2 separate regions of the Homo sapiens genome follow, and region 2 is linked to region 1. Evidence: read pairs that join two places in POLR2A ChIA-PET (ENCODE). Cell type or tissue: GM12878. All regions are shown on one strand. Each heading gives the region's core, and the rest is flanking DNA. Links, peaks and the distances in the headings are about the cores only.

The links. ChIA-PET counts read pairs that join two places held together with the same protein. Peaks named below come from ENCODE experiments on the same cell type or tissue, not always from the same donor. Only the 100,000 strongest peaks of a DNase experiment are listed, where the experiment ranks them.
Region 2: POLR2A ChIA-PET joins it to region 1 with 5 read pairs; 1 of 35 experiments calls an interaction of 5 or more read pairs at or near these places.

Annotation. Positions count from the first base shown.
Region 1 is chr7:141,124,019-141,129,395 of GRCh38, reverse strand. The region is part of intron 1 of TMEM178B (transmembrane protein 178B); the gene reads right to left. Among named protein-coding and RNA genes, the nearest start is that of TMEM178B, 53 kb to the right of the region's middle. In GM12878, for the core only: no CTCF peak of the experiment used is centred there; a DNase peak (open chromatin) is centred at 2,590.
Region 2 is chr7:141,182,226-141,187,602 of GRCh38, reverse strand. All of the region lies in intron 1 of TMEM178B (transmembrane protein 178B), which reads right to left. Among named protein-coding and RNA genes, the nearest start is that of TMEM178B, 110 kb to the right of the region's middle. In GM12878, for the core only: no CTCF peak of the experiment used is centred there; a DNase peak (open chromatin) is centred at 2,871.

The DNA of each region.
Region 1 (5,377 bases), core at 79-5,078:
GCTTATACCTCAATATAAAAATTTCTAACTAATCTAAGCACAACTAAGCAAAATAAAGATGTACCTATGGGAATATGAATATTTCTTATATGACATCTCAGATATTTTCAGCTACTGATGGCTGCAGTAAATGAGAATGCTGGACCTCCTCTATCATAAATAGTTCATTCATTCAATCCACATTTCCTGAGCATCTCTCAGCTGCCAGGACCATGCTAGCTCCCCAGGACACACGAATGAACATCACAACACAATCCGTACCCTCAAGGGCATCCCTGAAATGGGCAGTCAGCCATGTAACCCACTATCCTAGGGCAACTGGTGGCAGCTTCTCTAAATGTGACCACAGGGTCTTGCAGGATTTCACTGACTTCCACAGGAGAAACCTTAGACTCTAATTTTTAATTTAGTAACTGAAACATCATGCATGGTAATCCATTTCTTCTGAGGAGCAATATGGGTAATATATCTCCAATCATGGTGTTTAATTACAATTGACATTTCTAGGTCTTTCTTGGTGGTGATGGCAAACATCCTGGAAGGCTCCTTGTTTCTGACAACAGCAGAGGAGAAGAGGCTAATTTTAGAGAATGTGGCCTGGCTTCTACTCTCCAGAGGAACATCCAACAGATGACTCTTTGTTCTCTTAGCAGGAGAAGTGATGTGGGAATCAGGAAACAATGTCTGACTTCAGTTCCTCCCTACCACACTCATCGTGGGCCCCGGAATTCTGCCCTCCAGATGGTTCAAGAGTTAACCCCATGCACTATTAATGTATGAAACATGACAAACTGTGCTTTGTTCCTGGCATGAATTAACAATTTGTTTAACATATTTTGGAGCTTTTTTTTTTTCAAGGATCCAAGTTAATTGATGTTACAGCCAAAATAGCCTGATGTGCTTGTTCATTGTAGAGAAGCATTTTTACAATGCTGAGTAGCAAAAATGAGGACACGTAAGGTGCCCAGGGGCTGTTTTGCCTTGCCAAATAAGTCTGAAGACCAAAGAAGTTTGATAACTCCTTAGCTATAAGGAAATATTCAACTTTTGGAGAGAATAAGGAAGCAAGAGAAAAGAGACTTGGGAAGGCCAACAATTCCTCCTAAGGCCAAGCAAGCAATTATTCCTGACTTAATACTGACAAGACCAAAAAGCAGGCCCAGTGGAACTGTATTCAGGTTCTAGATATGACCAGTTGTCCCAGTTTGCCTGGGATAGTCCCAGTTTACACCTGTTATAAATATTAATAGTGTCCCTTTTATTCTCAAGGGTGTCCAAGTATGTCTCACTTAACTTATATGCTCACCTTATCAGTAAGGGGACAATAATTTATGCAATCACCTTATCAATACAGGAATAAATAGCCAGCGAACTGGAATTCACACAGCCTTTAGGAAAAGGGGATCAGATCCTCTTATGCCCTGTGGTTCGCGTTGGGCCTGCTCAGAGAAGTGCAGATCCCACAGCCAACAGAATCTGAGAGGTAATATGGTGCAAAAGAACTGAACCTAAAACTTGAAATTCTTATTCTACCAGCATGAAAGACCTCACAGAAAAGGAAAAGTAGAAAACCCCTAAAGAAGCAAAGACTTCTCAGGGAAGCTAAAAGGGCTGACCACAAAGGGGAGAGAAGGCTCTAACCCACAGTGCTTGTGTTAGTTCCCTAGGACTGCCATAAAAAACTTCCACAAACTGGGTGACTTCAAACAACAGAAATCTACTCTCTCACAATTCTGGAGGCCAGAAGCCCAAATCAAGGTGTCTGCAGAACTGACTCCTTCCAGAGGCTGTAGGGGAGAACCTATTCCATGCCTCTCTCCAGTTTCTGGTAATCCTCCAGTATCTTTGGTGCTCCAACATCCCAATCTCTGCCTACATATTCACGTGGCCCTCCCCTCTGTGTGTCTCTGTACTTCTGTGGCCTCTCTTCTTCTTATTGGGACACCTGTCTTCGGATTTAGGGCTCACCCCAAATCCAGGATGATCTCATCATGAAATCCTTAATTACATCTGCAAAGACTCTTTTACCAAATAAGAGCACCTTCACAGGTTCTAGGGGTTAGGACATGAACATAACTTTTTAGACATTCAGCCCACTATAAATGTGTACAAAACAGTTCCCAGGTGAGTCAAAGTTTACCAAATATTCTTTTTAAAAACTCAAAAGGTCTATCCGAGCTAAATTTGGAGTAAGAAGAAAAAGAGCTCGATCCCTTGCAGGAGAAAGGGGCTAAGAGAACCAAATGCCCAAGAGGTAGGGACACTATTTTATGGCCACTGTGTCCAAGAAGGAACAGCTGGACTGTTGGTCATGTCCACCTCTCACCTGCAAGGCTTTTCCTGGTATTCACTGCTGATGGCCTGGGAAGGTCAGCTATACACAGGGTCACACAGCTGAATATGTTAGAGCTGCATCTGTTGCAAATCCGCCTGATCCTACAGCCTCCACACTTTGCAACTTTTGGTCACCATAAATATCAGCTGCCCACTCCTCAACACACATACACACACACACACACACACACACACACACACACACTTTGAGAAGATACCAAAGAGGAGATGGTTAGTTTCGGTCTCAAAATTCCCCCAGGGTTTTTCTAGACCAAGGTCTCGCACGTGATTTTAACACCAAACACCAATCCAACTTAGCCTGTCCATCAAGTGCCCACGGATATAAACAAGACATAAAACAATAGAAAACTGAATTTAAAATTACTGTGTCATTATCTTCCAGGCATGTCATTCCCCTGATCAAAAAGCATCACTGATGGCCCATTGCTAAAGCAGTGTTTTCCCAGTGGTTTTCCACTTACTAAGCAGGAACAAGGTGCAGAGTATCGGATGAAGGAAGAGAGGGTCAGGTTTGAGGGTAACATTGCAGATTTCAATAGCACATCTCCACTTCTACCCATTTTATATGACAGCCTTCCACGTAAAACTGCATCTTAAGAAAGGGTTCTGAGGCTAAATGAATAAATGTGGGAAACCACGGATCTACAGCGTCAAGGCTTAGCTCAAATTACAAAGCTTTTCACAAACCAGTCCCAGCCCACCTCTCCTGCCCAATCTCCCATTCACCTCCTCCAGGCCCCATCCCCACCACCCTCTATCCCAGCATGCCAGGACAGTGCTTGACTCATGCTATTCCTCAGCTTAGAATGTTCTTCCCAATCCCCTCCCCAACCTGCAAACCAAATGTCCTCTCAGCATCCTTTCCTCCATAATGTCTTCTTCCTCCACCCCAATCCAAGACGTCCTCTCCTTTCTCCGAACTCCTACCAAACCAACTATTTGATCACTCATTTCACACAATCTGGTCATCGCTTGGTAACTGTCTTGCTCCCTTCCTGCTAACTAGCACAAAGCCTGTTAGGGAAGGGAGCTCTCAGCATTAAAGGCCAGTGGTGTCCCTTAGCAGTCACTCAACAAAGTCTACCAACTGACAAAAGACAAGGTTACTTGAGGGTCCAGGAGAAATTCCAAAGCTGGGCTTTAACAGGTTAAATACAACTTATATTCAGCTCATTCTTATTAATTTCCTGCACTTCCAGTACCAAAAGAAATTTTCTAGCAAACTGACTTCTTTTACCTGGAGGGTTGCAAATGCCAACTGCAATTAAAACTACAACTTCATTTTCCGGTAGGTTTCAAATGGCTTGTGGCACTGGACTTCACTTCTTTTCTTTTTCTTTTTCTTTTTTTTTTTTTTTTTCGAGATGGAGTCTCACTCTGTCACCCAGGCTGGAGTGCAGTGGCATGATCTTGGCTCACTGCAACCCCCACCTCCTGGGTTCAGGCAATTCTCCTCCTCAGCCTCCTAAGTAGCTGGGATTACAGGCGTGTGCCACCACACCCGGCTGATTTTTGTATTTTTAGTAGAGACAGGGTTTCATCATGTTGTCCAGGCTGGTCTCAAACTCCTGACCTCATGATCCACCCTCCTCGGCCTCCCAAAGTGCTGGGATTACAGGTGTGAGCCACCACATCCGGCGCCGGGCTTCACTTCTTAACAAGCAGGGAGAAATCTGAGTTGTTTCAGTTTGGGGAGTTTTTATGTTGTTACTGTTATTGTTGTTGCTGGCCAGATTTTATAACAGGCTTCTTCCTCCTGAGGTGATGTATGGCATATCTGTTTAAGCCAAAGCAAATTGAAATTAATTTTGCCTTGGGAATTTTTGTTAATGTCTTAACACTCCTTAAGCTAATTGGAGACACTTGAGAATGTCAACTAAGAAAACTGAGGTTGAGATAGGAGAGAGATTGTCTGCTAATTCAAACACAGACATTCTCTTGAAGCATTTTTTTTATTCCTTGGACAAGAAACAATTAATTAACACCCCAATAGGGGGCCTCAGATATTTCTTTTATCTTTAGTTAACTTCCAACAAACCAAAGTACAAAAAGGATAGAATAAAGGGGGATATTAGGTAGCCCAGGTAATTCTGGAAGCTTTCTTACAATTTTGTCTTTTGATTCTGTTTGGTGAGAAAATAAGTCTTGAAATTCTAGGGAGGAGGAAAGTGATGGGTAATGAGAAAGAAAACCGCCGTGTAATCTTTTTCTGAAAGGTTTTTATTTCACACAGTGTATGTTTTTTTAGAAAAAATAAAATATAATACTCATATCCCTACCTTGCTTATGTTGCAATTTCAAACATTTACAATGCATGCTTAGAATACCATATGTTAGGCATTGGAGTCAACAAATATTTATTATTATACATTCCTGACACTCTGCTAGGTGCTGGGGAAACAAAATAAATAAAATGTGACCAACTTTTTCACTTTCAGGAATGTGGACAAGTAGATACTCTGAAGGGATCTCGAAAATAAGACAACCAGGAGTCCCGCCCTCAGAGAGCTTACAGTCGAGGCAACCATGCTTGCCAATAGTAAAAGGAGGCAGAAGGAGACACAAGAAAAATCATCACTTCTTAATGTTTGATATTCATTACCAGATAGACTAACCTGTGTCCATTGAGGCAGAAGTTCACATTTATTTGAAACTTTTTTTTCTATTTTTTTTTTAGTCAGAGTCTCACTCTGTCACCCAGGCTGGAGTGCAGTGGCATGATCTTGGCTCACTGCAACCTCTGCCTCCCAGATTCCAGCTGTTCTCCTGCCTCAGCCTCCCGAGTAGCTGGGATTGCAGGCCCACACCACCACGCCTGACTAATTTTTGTATTTTTAGTAGAGACAGGGTTTGGCCATGTTGGACAGGCTGGTCTTCAACTCCTGACCTCAGGTGATCTGCCCACCTCGGCCTCCCAAAGTACTGGGATTACAGGTGTGAGCCACCGCACCCAGCCTGTTTGAAACCTTTAAAAACAGAGTGTTCAGGCCTGGGATGGTGTTTCACACCTGTAATACCAGCA
Region 2 (5,377 bases), core at 305-5,304, 58 kb before region 1:
AGGTGCTGGAGAGGATGTGGAGAAATAAGAACACTTTTACACTGTTGGTGGGACTGTAAACTAGTTCAACCATTGTGGAAGTCAGTGTGGCGATTCCTCAGGGATCTAGAACTAGAAATACCATTTGACCCAGCCATCCCATTACTGGGTATATACCCAAAGGATTATAAATCATGCTGCTACAAAGACACATGCACACGTATGTTTATAGCGGCACTATTCATAATAGCAAAGACTTGGAACCAACCTAAATGTCCAATAACGATAGACTGGATTAAGAAAATGTGGCACATATACACCATGGAATACTATGCAGCCATAAAAAATGATGAGCTCATGTCCTTTGTAGGGACATGGATGAAACTGGAAACCATCATTCTCAGCAAACTATCACAAGGACAAAAAACCAAACACCACATGTTCTCACTCATAGGTGGGAATTGAACAATGAGAACACATGGACACAGGAAGGGGAACATCACACACCAGGGACTGTTGTGGGGTGGGGGGAGGGGGGAGGGATAGCATTAGGAGATATACCTAATGCTAAATGACGAGTTAATGTGTGCAGCACACCAACATGGCACATGTATACATATGTAACAAACCTGCACGTTGTGCACATGTACCCTAGAACTTAAAGTATAATAATAATAAAATTTTTAAAAAAAGCATCATCTCAAAGAAGCTTCTCTAGGAGAAACAGGCTCTGTGCCATCCACATGGATTTGTGCTGCTCCACTGTGCCAGATACCAGGTGACCCCTAAGACACTGCAGGGCCAACAGCCCTGGTGAAAAGGCAGCCACATTGTTAGTAGCCACTGGTGGGGCTACTCACCGTCCCTGGGAATCAAGAGACCCACTCACATAACAGTTTTCACAGTTCCATCCCCTAGAAACTAGAGAAGCATGCCTTGGCCACCCATGCCATATGGCCCAGCACAAGATGTTGAACGAGGCTGATCAAATCCTCTCTCAAGTGAAGATGATGCCAGAAACACTGAAAGAATGCAGCTGAAGTGAAGAGGGGACTATAAGATTAAGCTGGTGTCAAGGAAAACAAACAACATCAATAAAATGAAATAAATAAAATGTAGGTTAAGGCAGGAGGGAGATGGACAAGGAAGAAGCTAAGTAGAGACAGCGGATGGGGAAGGAGGAGCAGAGGCCCCGAGAGGAAGGGCAGGATGGGGCTGCTGCAGTTTACACCCCTGCCAGGCATGCCATGCAAATCCACCCTCTTTACTTCACATAATCTTTGTGGGTTTCCTGATGTCAAACCAAACAGACTTGGTACCCTAAAAATGCATCCAACTTTCAAAACACAACTCCCTCTCTGGACCAGGGCTATTGGCACCACCTGCTTGGTTCTTGGCACCCACTGGACCTTCTAGGATTAGCTCTGGTTTCCTATCCATGACCTTGACTCTTTAACTATACACTGAACCTGCTACAAGTTGATAATGGCTTTCTCTCCACCCTAACACATACACACCCCTACCCAAACCCCATTTTTCTTTTTTATAGTATCAAGTCACAGTGGGCAGGAAAGGTGGTAAGTTACTAAGGATCTAGAAGGTTTCAAGAAATTGAAGTTTCAAAAGGAGAGAATTCTCAGGAGGAGCCGATCAAGGACCAAAGTCCACATTAATATCACAATTAAGTTCATCTACAGAGATCTGCTCTGTGCAGGTCTCTGATTGAGGCATTTAATATCAGCTCCCCAGAAAAGCCCTGAATGCAACATCTTAACAGCCTAAGCCATGACTGTGATATGGAAAGGGGGAAGGGAAGTGCTGGGTAGAGGAGGGCATGGTCCCTGGTTAGGGCTCCACCCCCACGGACCGAGGTGAGGACTGGCATTTTTGTTTGTCTGCCCAAATGCTGCATTTTCCAAGACGACCCTGGCCTGCCACACCCCCATCCTGTGCCTATAAAAACCCCAGAGACCCTAGCCAGAAGACACACAAGCAGCTGGACGTCGAGAGGAACGTATCTGCGGAAGAAGACACAAGCAGCTGGAGATAGGAGAAAACACATTGGTGGAGGAACACACAAGCGGCTGCGCGTTGAGGGCATGTTGGGAGCACACCAACAGGCACCCACATGCCAGCAGGCCACTGACCTGCTGAACGACATGGAGTTTGGCCAGGGCAGTCGGAGGAGAGCCCAGGCCGCTGAGCGGCCTGACTCCAGGGGAACACCATCTCCCTTCTGGCTCCCTCATCTGCTGAGAGCTACTTCCACTCAGTGAAACCCTGCACTCATTCTCCAAGCCCATGTGTGATCTGATTCTTCCAGTACACCAAGGCAAGAAACCTGGGATACAGAAAGCCCTCTGTCCTGGAGATAAGGCAGGAGGCTAATTGAGCTAACACAAGCCACCTACGGACGGCTAAACTAAAGAGCACCCTGTAACACACGCCCACTGGGGCTTCAGCTGTAAACATTCACCCCTAGATACTGCCGTGGGGTTGGAGCCCCACAGCCTGCCTATCTGTATGCTCCCCTAGAGCTTTGAGCAGCAGGGCACTGAAGAAGTGAGCCACACCACCATCGCACATCCTGCGAGGGGTGCAAGGGAACTTTTCCCGTTTCAACTGCGCTGAGCTTTAGATGTGTCTGGCCACGTCCAGAGGGTCAGTAAGGCAGCTGCAGCTTAGAGCAGAAGTGCTGATTGGAATTCAGAATATCTAAAGTCTAGTCCCAGGGTTACCTGTGTTTTCCTCTCTCTGGGTCTTCCAGAAGTTTATTTGTACCAAGGATCAATGAGTCGGCCAGGAAAATATTCATCCTGAGAAAAGGGTCACTGCGTGTAAACTTGGTCCAAGGACAATAGATCATAGTGAGGAGAGGGGGATTCCAAATGCAGGGGGATGTGTTGCTTTGGAGTTCCCCCAAGCTCCGTGCTCTGGGAATTGATGTCATAGCCCTAGAGAAGAGAAGTTTAACAAAATAAACAAAGAGCCCACAGCCAAAAGTCCCCACAAGACATTGCCACACACCCAAGGCAGCACAAGTAGGTGAAATTGACTAGGAGAGCAGAGGCTCCCACATATAAGACATGGGGAGTGGCAGGAGACCCTCAAAGTTGGGGCTAAATAGACCATAGTGTGGGTCTTGCTGGCAGAGAGGACAGGGTGAAGGAAATGTCAGAGCCCTCCAGGTAGCCTAGAGTCAAGAGCATTTAGAAACACGTAAGACACTCCTGGGGACTCTCTGAACCCACTGGGAAGAATTTGAGGGTCCCTAAAGAGTAACAGTGGGGGAGGAAGGACTGAAAATCAGGCTTAAAACCTGATCCAAGACAATAAAGCAACTGCAGATCTATCACATCAATCAGGTAAAATCCAGTGAACAAATACCAAGCAACTGTGAAAAATATTGTTCAAGATAATAGAAATATGGCCTCCAGAATGTTACATAGATTACTAGGCCCTGATATTTTCCTCAAGCTTTAAAACCAATTGCTGTTCTCATTGGTAATGGCTGATAGCCTGTGCTGTTCTGCAGGGAACTCTGCAAAGGAGAGGAATCCCCCAAGAAAACTCACAAAGAATGTCTCTCCTTTAATAAAAACCCACCAAGTGCAGGGACGAGTTTCCAAGAAGCATCACTGGTTGAAGGCTGACCTCAGAGAGGTCCAGTTCCATCGTGTCTGAACGTGATGCTTCTTTGCTGAGGCCAAACCTGGCTGTCCTGCACACCAAGGAGGCCGCATGCCGGGGCTAATTCCACCATGAACCAGCACGTGGATAAACCCACATTCCTCAGCTCAGGACCTGTCACTTCCAGAAAATGCTCTTATTTCTCAAACATCATAATCATATACATATTCATAATTATCCATCATTCATGTCATTAGGTATCATGAACAACACAAGGTGCTGGGTTGAGAAAAGTAAGAAAATGCAGTCTCGGCCTTAGCAGGTAACAATGTCATCTATTTGGAGAAGCAAAAAGGAGGAAGATGAGAAGAAGGAGGAGAGAAGGCAAGTCTAAGGAATTGTTGCTTTAATAAACATAAAGAACTATGTGGTGACTAACACATCAGTGTTTAGGATATAAATAGGTGTCTCTAAATTGTTTGAAATCAGAAAATGATACTTATTTACATTTCTAATACAGATAAGTAACTGCTTTTTTGTAGGTAACACAAAGAAAAATTTCAAACCCAGCTGTTTGCAGAATGAAAAGGTCTGACTTAAGAGGGCACTAATTTTTGCCACTTACCAAATTAATTTCCTGTGCATTTTCAACAATTAAGGGCAAATCAGAGGACCCAGAATTTGAGAGGGAACATTCTAATGACAGGGTGGGCTGTGAAGGCCGCCAGAGATCACAAGCTGTTCCCTCCCACCCTTGGTTTATTAACCCCATGCTGCTGAAAGAGTTCAGGTCTGGAAGAGGTCAAGGACAAAATGTTTACTCTGAGGTCCTCTGACTCACAAGGTGTTAGGATGTATAGCCAACATTGTTTTTATAATCAGGAATACTAGCCATTAAGGCAGTGCACTTCATTCATTCAAGCACATATGATTCTCCAGTAAAAAGGTCTGATTAGTGACAAAATTCAGGACTTTGACATACTTACTTCAATGTCTGATGAACATCATTTCAACATGTTGACTATTCAAAGCTGTATTAGTTCGTTCTCACAGTGTTAATAAACACATACTCGAGACTGGGTAATTTATAAGGGAAAGAGGCTGAATGGATTCACAGTTCAGCATGGCTAAGGAAACGGTGGAAGGCAAAGGAGAAGCAAAGGCACATCTTACGTGGCTCAGGGAAAAGAGAGCTTGTGCAGGGGAACTCCCATTTACAAAACCATCAGATCTCATGAGCGTTATTCACCACCACAAGAACAGTATGGGAGAAACCGCCCCACGATTCAATTATCTCCACCTGGCCCCACCCTTGACAGTGGGGATTACTACAGTTCAAGGTGAGATTTGGGTGGGGACACAGCCAAGCCATATCAAAACCCAATGTCCCTATCAACTCTTCTGTTTCCCTTACTAATTCTTTCCGGCCAGGTGACCCACTTCTCTTCTCTTACCTGTGTGATTCCAGATGGACTGTGCCCTAGAACTGGACTGTTTGAGGCTTTAACACACAATAAATTCTTGACATATGTTTGTTAAAACTCATGTTTAAATACATATAAGGGGAATATACAATACAGGGATGACCAGTATAACAAGCCAGTATAATAAGTTTGAGACCTTAACACACAATAACTTCTTGACACACAAGTCAAGGACCAGGGCTGTTGGCCCCACCCTCTTGGACCCAGTAGGAAGAGTCTAAAGAGTTTCCTGGCTGCACACAACATGTCCTTAGTTATGCAGGCCTTCTCAATCGTGGTGGCCT